2 separate regions of the Homo sapiens genome follow, and region 1 is linked to region 2. A link is an interaction called in ENCODE POLR2A ChIA-PET data of the cell type or tissue named here. Cell type or tissue: HepG2. All regions are shown on one strand. Links, peaks and the distances in the headings refer to the core of each region. The heading gives the core; the rest is flanking DNA. Region 1 has its middle 12 kb from the start of SPTBN1-AS2. Region 2 overlaps ACYP2 (acylphosphatase 2).

Evidence for each region. ChIA-PET counts read pairs that join two places held together with the same protein. Peaks named below come from ENCODE experiments on the same cell type or tissue, not always from the same donor. Only the 100,000 strongest peaks of a DNase experiment are listed, where the experiment ranks them.
Region 1: POLR2A ChIA-PET joins it to region 2 with 5 read pairs; 8 of 35 experiments call an interaction of 5 or more read pairs at or near these places.

The regions. Positions count from the first base shown.
Region 1 is chr2:54,689,240-54,694,625 of GRCh38, forward strand. No RefSeq gene overlaps it. Among named protein-coding and RNA genes, the nearest start is that of SPTBN1-AS2, 12 kb to the left of the region's middle. RefSeq lists a silencer at 2,473-2,767. In HepG2, for the core only: a CTCF peak has its summit at 2,740; a DNase peak (open chromatin) is centred at 2,682.
Region 2 is chr2:54,118,941-54,124,326 of GRCh38, forward strand. The region is part of intron 1 of ACYP2 (acylphosphatase 2); the gene reads left to right. Among named protein-coding and RNA genes, the nearest start is that of ACYP2, 6.0 kb to the left of the region's middle. In HepG2, for the core only: no CTCF peak of the experiment used is centred there; DNase peaks (open chromatin) are centred at 3,421 and 4,191.

The DNA.
Region 1 (5,386 bases), core at 96-5,095, 570 kb after region 2:
TGATACCATTAATGATTTTTCCCCTCCTTGAATTAACAGAATTTTGGGCTAATTGAAATGTCAAGACAACTTTTAATCCCAGAAAACCTAAATGGGAAATCATTTCCCAGTAAGATCATAGAGCCACCAAAAGGACCACATTCGAGGTCAATATACAACCAATAGCACTCTTCCACATAAAGAATAATCAGAAAAATATAATAAAAAGAGATCCCATTCACAATAGAAACAAAAACCATAACGTACCAAGAAATACCTTTGATGTGAAATTTTTTTGACCCAAGAGAAGAAAACCAACCAATCAAACAAAATGGCGGTGACAAGAAAGCTTGACTAAATGGAAACAAGAACCATGCTCTTTTTTAAAGGAATGAATTCTACTCAATCTAACTTATAGGTTTGACCACTTCTCAATAAAAAACAGAATGTTTCTGAAAGTTAAAATTATTTACCTGAACTAGAGAATGAATAAACATAAAACAAGAGATAGCATCAAAGAAAAGGATTGTGATGATCATGGTGGGTACTAGCACCACCATTTGTGAAAAAATATTCTCAATCGGTGATAAAGACTATGATGTTGATGCATGTCAGCGGAACTGATGCAAATCAATGGAATAGAATATAGCAGCTAGTACATAAATGAACATTATTATGCATAAGAACCAAAAATACTATAAGGAAGTTCATATGATCAATGGGAAAAGAAAGATTAGATACTCTTAAAAGTAACTATTCATCTTCTAATTGCACACAGAAATTAATTCTAAATGAATTAATGAGAATTTCAAAAAGGCAAAAATTATCAAACTAGATTATGGAAAGGAATCTTTGTCAGACCTCTGATGGAAGGGAGCAATGTCAAAGCATGTAAGAGTAGATACAAATGCATAAAAACTTCACACTCTAAAATGCAATAACATAAAGGAAAGCAAAATCAGGTGACAGAGGGCAAATATCTCCACTGTAAAGGGTGGAGAAGATTTAACATTTGCTGATTTTTTTTTAAAAAAAGCAAAGCCTCTAAGATGTCAATATGGGCAAACATACTCAGGGAAGAAGTAAACTGGTCAACACACAAACGAAAAAATATTCATTTTCATTAGTTGCAAAAGAAGTGTAAAGGCAAAACATAAATAGATTCAAATTTTGCTTATTAAATTGTATTTCAAATGGTAGTATATTCCGATGGTTTAAAAATCAGAAAGTATAAAAAGTGTATAGTGGAAAGTCTCCTTCTTGTGTTTATTCCCCTAGTGCCAGTTTCCCAACCCTGTGCTTAGATTTTAAAATATTATGGGTCTATGCAGATACACATATAGATTTTCCTCCTTTTACTCTGAAGGTAGCATACCAAAAACATCATTCTGAAATTTGCTTTTTTGACATAATAATATATCTAGGAACCCTTTCCATATCAGTACTTAGCTTGCTCATTTTTTGTAGTTATATAAAACATTTTTCATTAACATTAGTATGTTGAAGTATATCTGAATTTAAATTGGTTTCATTTAGAGTTTTTTAATCATTTCAGAGGTACACACACATAAGATATTTACAAGTTATTCATTCAACATTTTTTGAAGTCCTACTGTATGGTAGAAAACAGATATCTATCTAGAAACTAACAGACAGCCTGGTAAATAATAAAACTCCATTGTGTAGCTATCCTACAGTTTATTTAACCAGGTCACTGTTAATGTTCATACTTTTCCTATAGGTGAATTGTTTTCTTTATAGTTTTCTAGTTTCATAATTACATTTAATAAATTTTTATTTTAGGCTGGGCACGGTGGCTCACGCCTGTAATCCCAGCACTTCGGGAGGCTGAGGCGAGTGGATCACAAGGTCAGGAGTTCGAGACCAGCCTGGTCAATATGGTGAAACCCCATCTCTACTAAAACTACAAAAATTAGCTAGGCGTGGTGACGGGCACCTGTAGTCCCAGCTACTCGGGAGTCTGAGGCAGGAGAATCGTTTAAACCTGGGAGGCAGACGTTGCAGTGAGCTGAGATCGTCCCACTGCACTCCAGCCTGGGCGACAGAGTGAGATTCCATCTCAAAAAAGAAAATAAAAAAATACACATTTTTATTTTAATAAAAGGAATTTGCATCTCATTAATGCATTTAATAAAGTTGTTAGAAATATTGATTCAATTATTAAAACTACATCAAAATCTATAGATGTTAATTATCATTCAGAAATATTGAATTCCCAGTTTCAGGGATTAAGCATAAACATAGTCATAGATACCTAACAGGATAAGACCAATTCCTGCAAAAATGTGCTACCATGAAGGCAACTCAAGATTTAGTAACACGATATTATGACAATATTCTGTGAAACAATCTGTCAGCATTTTCAGAAATATGACATACAATGCCTGGAACACCAGCCAGCCAGGCTTCTTGGTAGACATGTCAGTGAGGACAAAGCTGCACCGGGGTGACATATGTTTTTAAATGGCTCAGAGGCCAAGCACATTGCAAGGTGTCAGGCATCCCTCTGACATTTCAGTTGAATATAAATTTGGAGCTGAATCTTTATCAAAGGTAAATATGTACACACAGTAATGCTTTCATAAGAGAAAATCTCAGGTAAGCACCCTATGTAATGAAGACAGTAACTTATTAACACATAGCTCAGCTATCGATTGCTGTGTTGTAAGCCATCTCAAAGCACAGTAGCTATGTGATTTATTACTTGTCATGGTTCTGCGGTTGATGGAGCTCCACTGGGAGGAGCTTCTGCTCCACGTTGGGTGGCTGAGATCACTCATGCGACTGCATTCAGCCGGCAATTTGGCTGGAGCTGGGATGTCCAAATGGCCTCTCATCCTCCAGGATCTCCTTGCACTTGGCTTTTCACCCTTCAGCGGTTCCTATGGTTTGGATGTCCCACCCAAGTCTCATGGTAAACTCTAATCCCCAATGCTAGAGATGAGGTCTGGTGAGAAGTGTTTAGATCATGGGGGCAGATTCCTTGTGAATGTCTTGGGCCATCCCATCCCCTTGGTGATAAGCAAACTCTCACTCTAAGTTCTTGTGAGATCTGGTCATTTAAAAGTGTATGGCACACCACCCCCTGACCATGCTCCTGCTTTTGGCTTTTGCCATATGATGAGCAAGCTCCCATTTCACCTTCCACCATGAGTAAAGGCTCCCCAAGGCCTCCCCAGAAGCTGAGCAATGTTGGCACCATGCTTGTACAGCCTGCAGAACCATAAGTTGATTAAACCTCTTTTCTTTATGAATTACCAAATTTCAAGTATTTCTTTACTGCAATACAAGAACAGCCTAATACAGTGGTCTAGCTCCAAGGAACATTTGAAGAGGACAAGCCCCCATGTGAAAGTGTGTATTAAGCCTCTGCTTGCACCACACTAGCTAATGTCCCATTGGCCAAAGCAAGCCACATGGCCAAGGCCAGAGTCAAGAGCTTGAACACATAATACATAAGGGCATGACAACCAGTAAGTGTATTTCCCTGAGGCCATCAAAGTATAAAACTGCCACATCATGGTTTTTCTCTGTTTTACTTGAAAGGATGATAAAATTACTAGGAGGGAGCAAGTGAAACACTGAAATAGTGCCAGAGGAGACTACACAAGAAATTCCTCTAACTTTAAAAATCAGCCTCCTGCTGGATGCAGTGGTGGGCACCTGTCATCCCAGCTACTCAGGAGGCTGAGGTGGGAGGATCACATGAGCCCAGGAGTTCAAGACTAGCTTGGGCAACATAGCAAAACCCCATCTCTAAAAAAAAAAAAAAACCATCCTCTCCAAATCTTTTTCTTTTTCTTTTTTTTCTTTGAGACAGAGTCTTCCTCTGTTGCCCAGGCTGGAGTGCAATGGCGTGATCTCGGCTCACTGCAAGCTCCGCCTCCTGGGTTTCACGCCATTCTCCATGTTAGCCAGCATGGTCTCGATCTCCTGACCTCGTGGTCCGCCCACCTCGGCCTCCCAAAGTGCTGGGATTACAGGCATGAGCCACTGTGCCTGGCCCCATCCTTTCCAAATCTTAAGAGTGCAGCTGAACAATGTTGATTACAAAGGGGTGAAATGTGTAAACTTGTTGGTAAAGCTCATTTACTGACAAGCTTTACCAATAAGCTTTACCAAAGGGCAGCACACTTTTAGAAAATGTCAGTTTGTTCAGCTAATGGAAAACAAGCTTTACCATATGGATGGGTCCTTTTGACTCTCCTTGCCCAGGGTTCTTAGGGGAATCTCTGCTGTGGGCCCAGATGTCTCTGCAGGCCATCAGATTGAAGCAGGGGGATGAGTGTGACCACATGGATGGTATGATGCCAGCCTTCACCACTACCAAAGGGCCTGAGTCTCAGTGACACTAGGTAGATCAAAATGAGGAACGATTCCATCAAAAAATAAAGAATTCAAATTCAAAAGACAACTCTGTGCAGAGGATGAATAATTAATTAGGTAAGGGATGGTAGCAAGAAAATTGGGATTTTGTGGATAAATTGAACTGTTTACATGGAAAAACAAAACAGACCAACCATATCGACAGACTCACTGAATCTCGACCAGCTGGAAGCAGGCATATTGGTTGCTAATATGGAAAACTATTCTGACAGTTAAAAAAATTAATGACAGTTAAAAGGATGAATGCTGAAAGAACTGCTTAAACCCTCAAATAATGAACAATATCAAGAAGAAAAGGCAAAAAGAGGATAGTAGTGAAAACAAAATACAGAAGACTTACTTCAAAAGGAGGAGCAGAGCAAGATGGCTGAATAGAAGACTCCACCAATTGTCTTGACTGCAAGGGCAGCAATTGAACAACTGTCTACTCACAAAAAGCACCTTCATAAGAATAAAAAATCAGGTGAGCACTGGTTTTAACTTTATCTAGCTGAAAGAGGCATTGAAGAAGGTAGGAAAGACACTCTTGATTTGCTGACACCACCCCTCCCCCGCCCCCTGGCAGTAGCAGCATGGCACAGAGAGAGAATCTGTGCACTTGGGAGAGGGAAAGTGCAGTAATTGTGAGACTTGCATTGAACTTAGTGCTGCCTTGTCATGGCAGAAAGCAAAACCAGGCTGAACTCAGCTGACACGTACCCACAGAGGGAGCATTTAGACCAGCTCTAGCTAGAGGGTTATTCCTCATCCCAGAAGATGGAACTTGAGCTGTGGCAAGCCTTGCCACCCCAGGCTAAAGTGCTCTGGGGCCCTAAATAAACTTGAAAGGCAGTCTAGGCCACAAAGACTGCAACACATAGGCAAGTCCTAGTGCTGAACTGGGCCCAGAGCCAGTGGACTTGGGGGGCACACAACCTACTGAGATACCAGATGGGGTGGGTAAGGGAGTGCTTGTGCAACCCCCTCAATCCTAGGCTGCTCATCTTACTGCTCCAAAAGA
Region 2 (5,386 bases), core at 336-5,335:
GTAACTGCAATGGTTTTTCTCATTTAACAGATGGAGACATTGAGGCGTGGGGAAGTAACTTCTTTCCCAGTTATACACAAGTTAAGAAGTGGGATTTGAATCTTAGTAGTCTTTTTTTTTTTTTTTTTTTTTTTTTTTTTTTTAACAGGGTCTCATTATGTCACCCGGGCAAGATCATAGCTCACTGCAGCCTTGAGCTCCTGGGCTCATATGATCTTCCTGCCTCAGCCTCCTCTTGAGTAGTTGGGACTACAGGCATGAGTCACCATGCCCAGCTAACTTTTTAATTTTTCCTTGGTAGAGAGGGAGTCTCACTATGTTGACTAGGCTGGTTTTGAACTCCTGGCCTCAAGCAAGCCTCCCACCTCGGCCTCACAAAGTTCTGGCCTTATAAGCATGAGCCACTAGCCTGGGCAACAGAGTGAGACTGTCTCTAAAGAAACAATAAAATAAATAAAGTATGGAATAATAAAATTTTAGTGAAAACTGTCTTGTTAGAAATAATGGCTATGAAAGTAAATTCGCAATGGAAGAACCTATAATTGGGAACATTTATTATGGACAAAATACGGATTGATAAAGTCATCATTAAAATATTTGAGTGGAAACTATTCCCAGTGAAAATTGTTTCAATGACATGAAAGTGAACATGGAAAAAATGGAAAATGTTTTAACCCTCCTGTATGGAAAATTGATCAATGAATTAAATTGGCTTGCTTGAGTTTATTGCAGAAAACGTTTTCCAACCAAAAATGATGTGTTGTTAGTATAGGGACCGTACAACTGGTTTAAGCCAATATGGATACATTATTATGAACTAAAGTCCTTACTTTTTTCAAGGTTTCCTTAGTTTTTACCTAATGTCTTTTTTTTGGTTCCAGGATCCCATCCAGATACATTTAGCCCCCTTGCCTCCTCAGGCTCCTTGAGGCTGTGACATTCTGTTAGACTTACCTTGTTGTCGATGACGTTGGCAGTTTTAAGGAGTACTTTGAGGTCAAGTACTTTGTAGAATGCTCCCCAATTGGGATTTGTCTGATATTTTTGTTATGATAAGACTGGGATAATGGGGTATTGGAAGGAAGACCACAGAGGTGAAGTGCTGCTCTTGTCACACCTATCAAGGGTATATACTGTCAATCTGACTTATCACTGTTGATGTTAACCTTGATCACCTGGCTGTGATAGTGTTTGTCTGGTTTCTCCACTCTAAAGTTACTCTTTTTTTTCTCTCTCTCTTTTCATCCTGTACTTTAAAAAATCTTCACATTCTCAAGGAGCTCCACGTTTTTTCCCCATCAACTTCCCTTGCATCAAGGACTTTGGGAGAGGGTTAAGAGAGCTGGGGACTGAGCCCCTGTGCTTTTAGAGTGTTTGTAACTGTGGCCTGGTTTATAATGTTTCTATAGATGTTTAATTATATTTACATCTAGAATAATATAATCTGAAAATTTGAAAGGGAAATTGATTATGCTGTGTATAGATGCTTTGATGCTTTACCAGCTCTCAGGGGAATACTAATGACACTCCTAGAAATGCATTGTGACTATCTGTTGGTATACATGTGCTTAGAATTTTTTTTTGACTGAGTTTTTTTAGAATAAGAGTAGCTTATTTGACTACTGATGACACAGAATTCTTTCAGTGCCACTTTGCCAGCCAGAAATCTCCACGGCTAGTGGCACCTCTGCCCAGGCTTTGCTTGGGCCCACTGGGCTTACTCTGCCCACTTGGCCCAGCAGACTGCGCTCAGGCTGTGCTACTGGTCTGGATCCTGCGCTTGCCTTGGCTCTGTGGTCAGCCCGCAGCTGGTCCAGGGGTGCCGTGACCAACTTCTACCTTGGATGCTGGTGTCTGGATGAGGGGGATGTGGCAGTGCCCAATAACTTGGAGATGCCAGCAACCACAGAGCCCCAAGGTGTGTTACAGCTTTTGCTTGGGGAGTCCTGAGGCCTGAGCCTCCAGAAAGTGTTACACTGTCGTTCATTTCTGCTGTCTGCAGCTTCAGTGAATGGGAGCGTGTCACAACTCATTGGGTCCTGCTGCCTGCAGCTCAGCAAATGGGGGCATGTTGGCACACAATGGTTTTTTCACTCCTATAGCTCGGCGAGCATGAGCATATGTTACAGCTCTTTTTGCACCTGCCATTCGCTCTTGTCCCATGACCAAGAGGAATGAGGTACGCGGACACTGGAGAGTGAACAAGGCAGAGAAGAATTTTATTGACTGACAGAAAAGCTCTCGATAAAGAGAGGGGACCCGAAGTGGGTAGCCCTCTGTGTGAGAGGGGGCCTGAAAGTGGATAGCCATCTGTAAGGCTGAGTCTGGGGTTTTTATGGGCTCAGAATGGGGTGTATGCTAATTGTTCCATGGGTGGGCCTGGAAAAAGCACCATTCAGTTGGCTAAAAGGCATCGAGGAAGTTCTCACTCTGGTTGTGGACTCCACCTGGAACTGGCAACTCGGTTTCAGGTTTCACTTGAAGGTCTGGTTTCACCGGAGACCTGTCCCTGTCTACCGAGGAATTTGTCTGTTTCCTACTGCTATAACTGAGATGAATACCATATTTCTTAAATATTGCTTAAAATGAAAACTGGGATGAATTATTAAATGGCTTTGTCAGATAATGCATGATTTAGAAGTACACATTTTTCTTACATAGACAAGTAAATGGAAAAGCTGTGTTTTAGAGGTTGAAAATATTAAGTACCACCATTAAAGTCAAGAAACATAAATATGGTTAACTCTAATTCCCTCTCCTGTCTTTGTTCTTATAGTATTTTATTTATAGTAGTTATACTTTGTGTTTATCCTTTTAATCATTCTGCTTTCAGCTACAGTTATCTGTGTACACTTGTATGTGTCTCTCACTAGAAAATAATGACAGTATTTTGAAGGTCAGGCTGGTGGCTTGTTTTCATATCCCCTACACGGCTACGCCTCTAGTGGGTCCTTCAAAAGTGAACTGAATTAAATTGAAGTATTTGGGGATATCTGGCTTGGAGAAGAAATTGTAGTGTGATGGCTGTTTTAACTGTTTGAAAGATGCCGTGGTGTATGGCTCCAGGGAACAGAACCTGGACTGATGGTGAAAGGTTAAGTAAGGCAGAATTTTATTCCACATAAGGAAAGCTTTGTAACAATTAAAGATATTTACAGTCATTAAGGGCTGCTTTGTAAGGCAGCATATAGATCACTTCCTGCATTCAAAATTGACACATGCAGTCAGATCCCAGGATGAAATGGTAGGTTACAATATAAAAAATAGGATTTTACATGAAAAGGTGTTGACATTTAAAACTCATCACAGGTTTCTTTAAATATCAGTGTGTGTTTGTCAATTCAAAGTATGATTTACTTTGCAAACATTCCTCTCAGGGTTTCTCACTGACACCTCTTTCCACAAAGTGAGGTACAGTTGTAGTGGACTGGACCTTGACTGAGCAGCATATCGTGCTGGAGTCTTTTATCACCAAAAGGGCTGATGTCTGCCCCAGTTTCCAGAGCAGAGTGTCTGTAAAAAACCTGCATGTGTCATATCAGCTTTCCTTCTCTTCAGCAAGTGAGGTGGAAAAAGTATGGGGAGGCCACGAAAGCCCATAGATAAATCTCCTACAGAAGCCCTGTCCCAAGAGGGCTGTGTTCCAGCCAACACTGATAAAGTGCAGAAAAATGTCTCCACATCTACCTTTTCTTTCTATATAGATATCTATCTGTTGTGCAGTATGCTTCATACTAGGAATCAGGACTCTCAGAAAGATTCTGGGAAAATTCCTGGTGGCTTATGAAACTTTGAGCAGTTGATTCCTGCATGGTTCAGTGCCTTGCAGAGTTAATGGGCTAGAAGTCTTGAGACTCCTTGGCTCACCTTCCTCCCAAGGCTTTAAAATAAGAGTTGTAGTTTGAGGGGCCCAACAAATAACACCTATCTTCATTGTGTGAGTTACTGTCAAGACAAAGAGTAAAGCGGAGTTTTAGGAATGTGATGTCTATCTGCAGGTAAGTGGACTTTATAATGACCTGTACTACAGAATTAAACAGTGGCCACCCCAAACTTCAGGCACAGGGAGGCTACTCTAGGGTAGAGCCAGAAGTATGATCCCTGTGGGTAACTTGCTCCCAGCGGGAGGAAGAAGAGGACATGCCTGGGCTGTGCATGTTTCTCCTTCTAAATTTACCCAGTAGATGAGTCACTGCATGTCCCTGTGACAAGGGCAGGGTAGAAAGTAGCCAGGAATGACACACTAATGATACGCCTCCTCACAGAAGGAATTTCCGCTAGAGAGAAAGATGCTTTCTCCTGCAGAAATAAGTTATAAAATCTAGAGAGAGCTCAGTCATTTAGTTCTACTTGCCGTACTTCAAGAGGATCTTCACTGCAGTTGTTTTGGTATGGAGTGATAGGAAAAAGTCAGGGAGGTTGTACGGTAAGCAAAATTGGAGAATGACTGCCCTTGTTCTACAAATAGAGGTAGGAAGGACTACATCATAGTCCTGTTTTCTGCTTTCCTTTTTTTGTGTGTGTGGCATTAACAAAATTGAGATATAATTTACATAACACTAAATATACAGTAGTTTTTAGTATATTCACAATGTTTTGCAGCATTACCATTAATTCCAGAACATTTCCATCACCCCTCCTTCCCTTTACCAGCTGCTTCCCATTCCCCACCTCATTCCCCCATTCCCCACTTCTTCCTCCATCCCCTGGCATGTTAAAGTGCCTCAGGGAAGTCAGGGACAAAGTCTCTGATGTCCTTGGCCTCTCCCTCAAGATTTCAAGATTGCTGCTTAGCTCCAATCATAATATTCATACCATGATTAGGAGAAAAAAGGGTACCAGTGCAATACCCCGACATGGAGAAACCACTAACTCCCAGCCAAGTCAGCCCCTGTTGAAGAGCTGTCTTGAAAGTCCCAACCAGTGATACGGCTTACATTTCATTGGCCATCCCCACTATAAGGAAGTCTGGGAAACATCAACTGGCACATTGCTGCCCCAAGTAAAATCAGAGTTCTGTTAGAAGGGAAGAATGGGAGAATGGATTTGGGGTATGCAACTAGCTGTGCCTGTCACAGTCGTTCATATATTAAATACACTTCTAAACAATTATTACATTTGATGTTTTTTTCCCAAGTAGTGACACAAAAGGACACATTACAAAAAGATTGTGATCTTGTGTCCATAACCTCTCCTTCAAAACACTGGCTCCGTAACCAAAAACAACCTAAATTTCTATTAAGTTCATATTGAATCTTTTTTTTTTTTTTTGAGACAGAGTTTCATTCTTGTTGCCCAGGCTGGAGTGCAATGGCGCGATGTGGGCTCACCGCAACCTCCGCCTACCAGGTTCAAGTGATTATCCTGCCTCAGCCTCCTGTGTAGC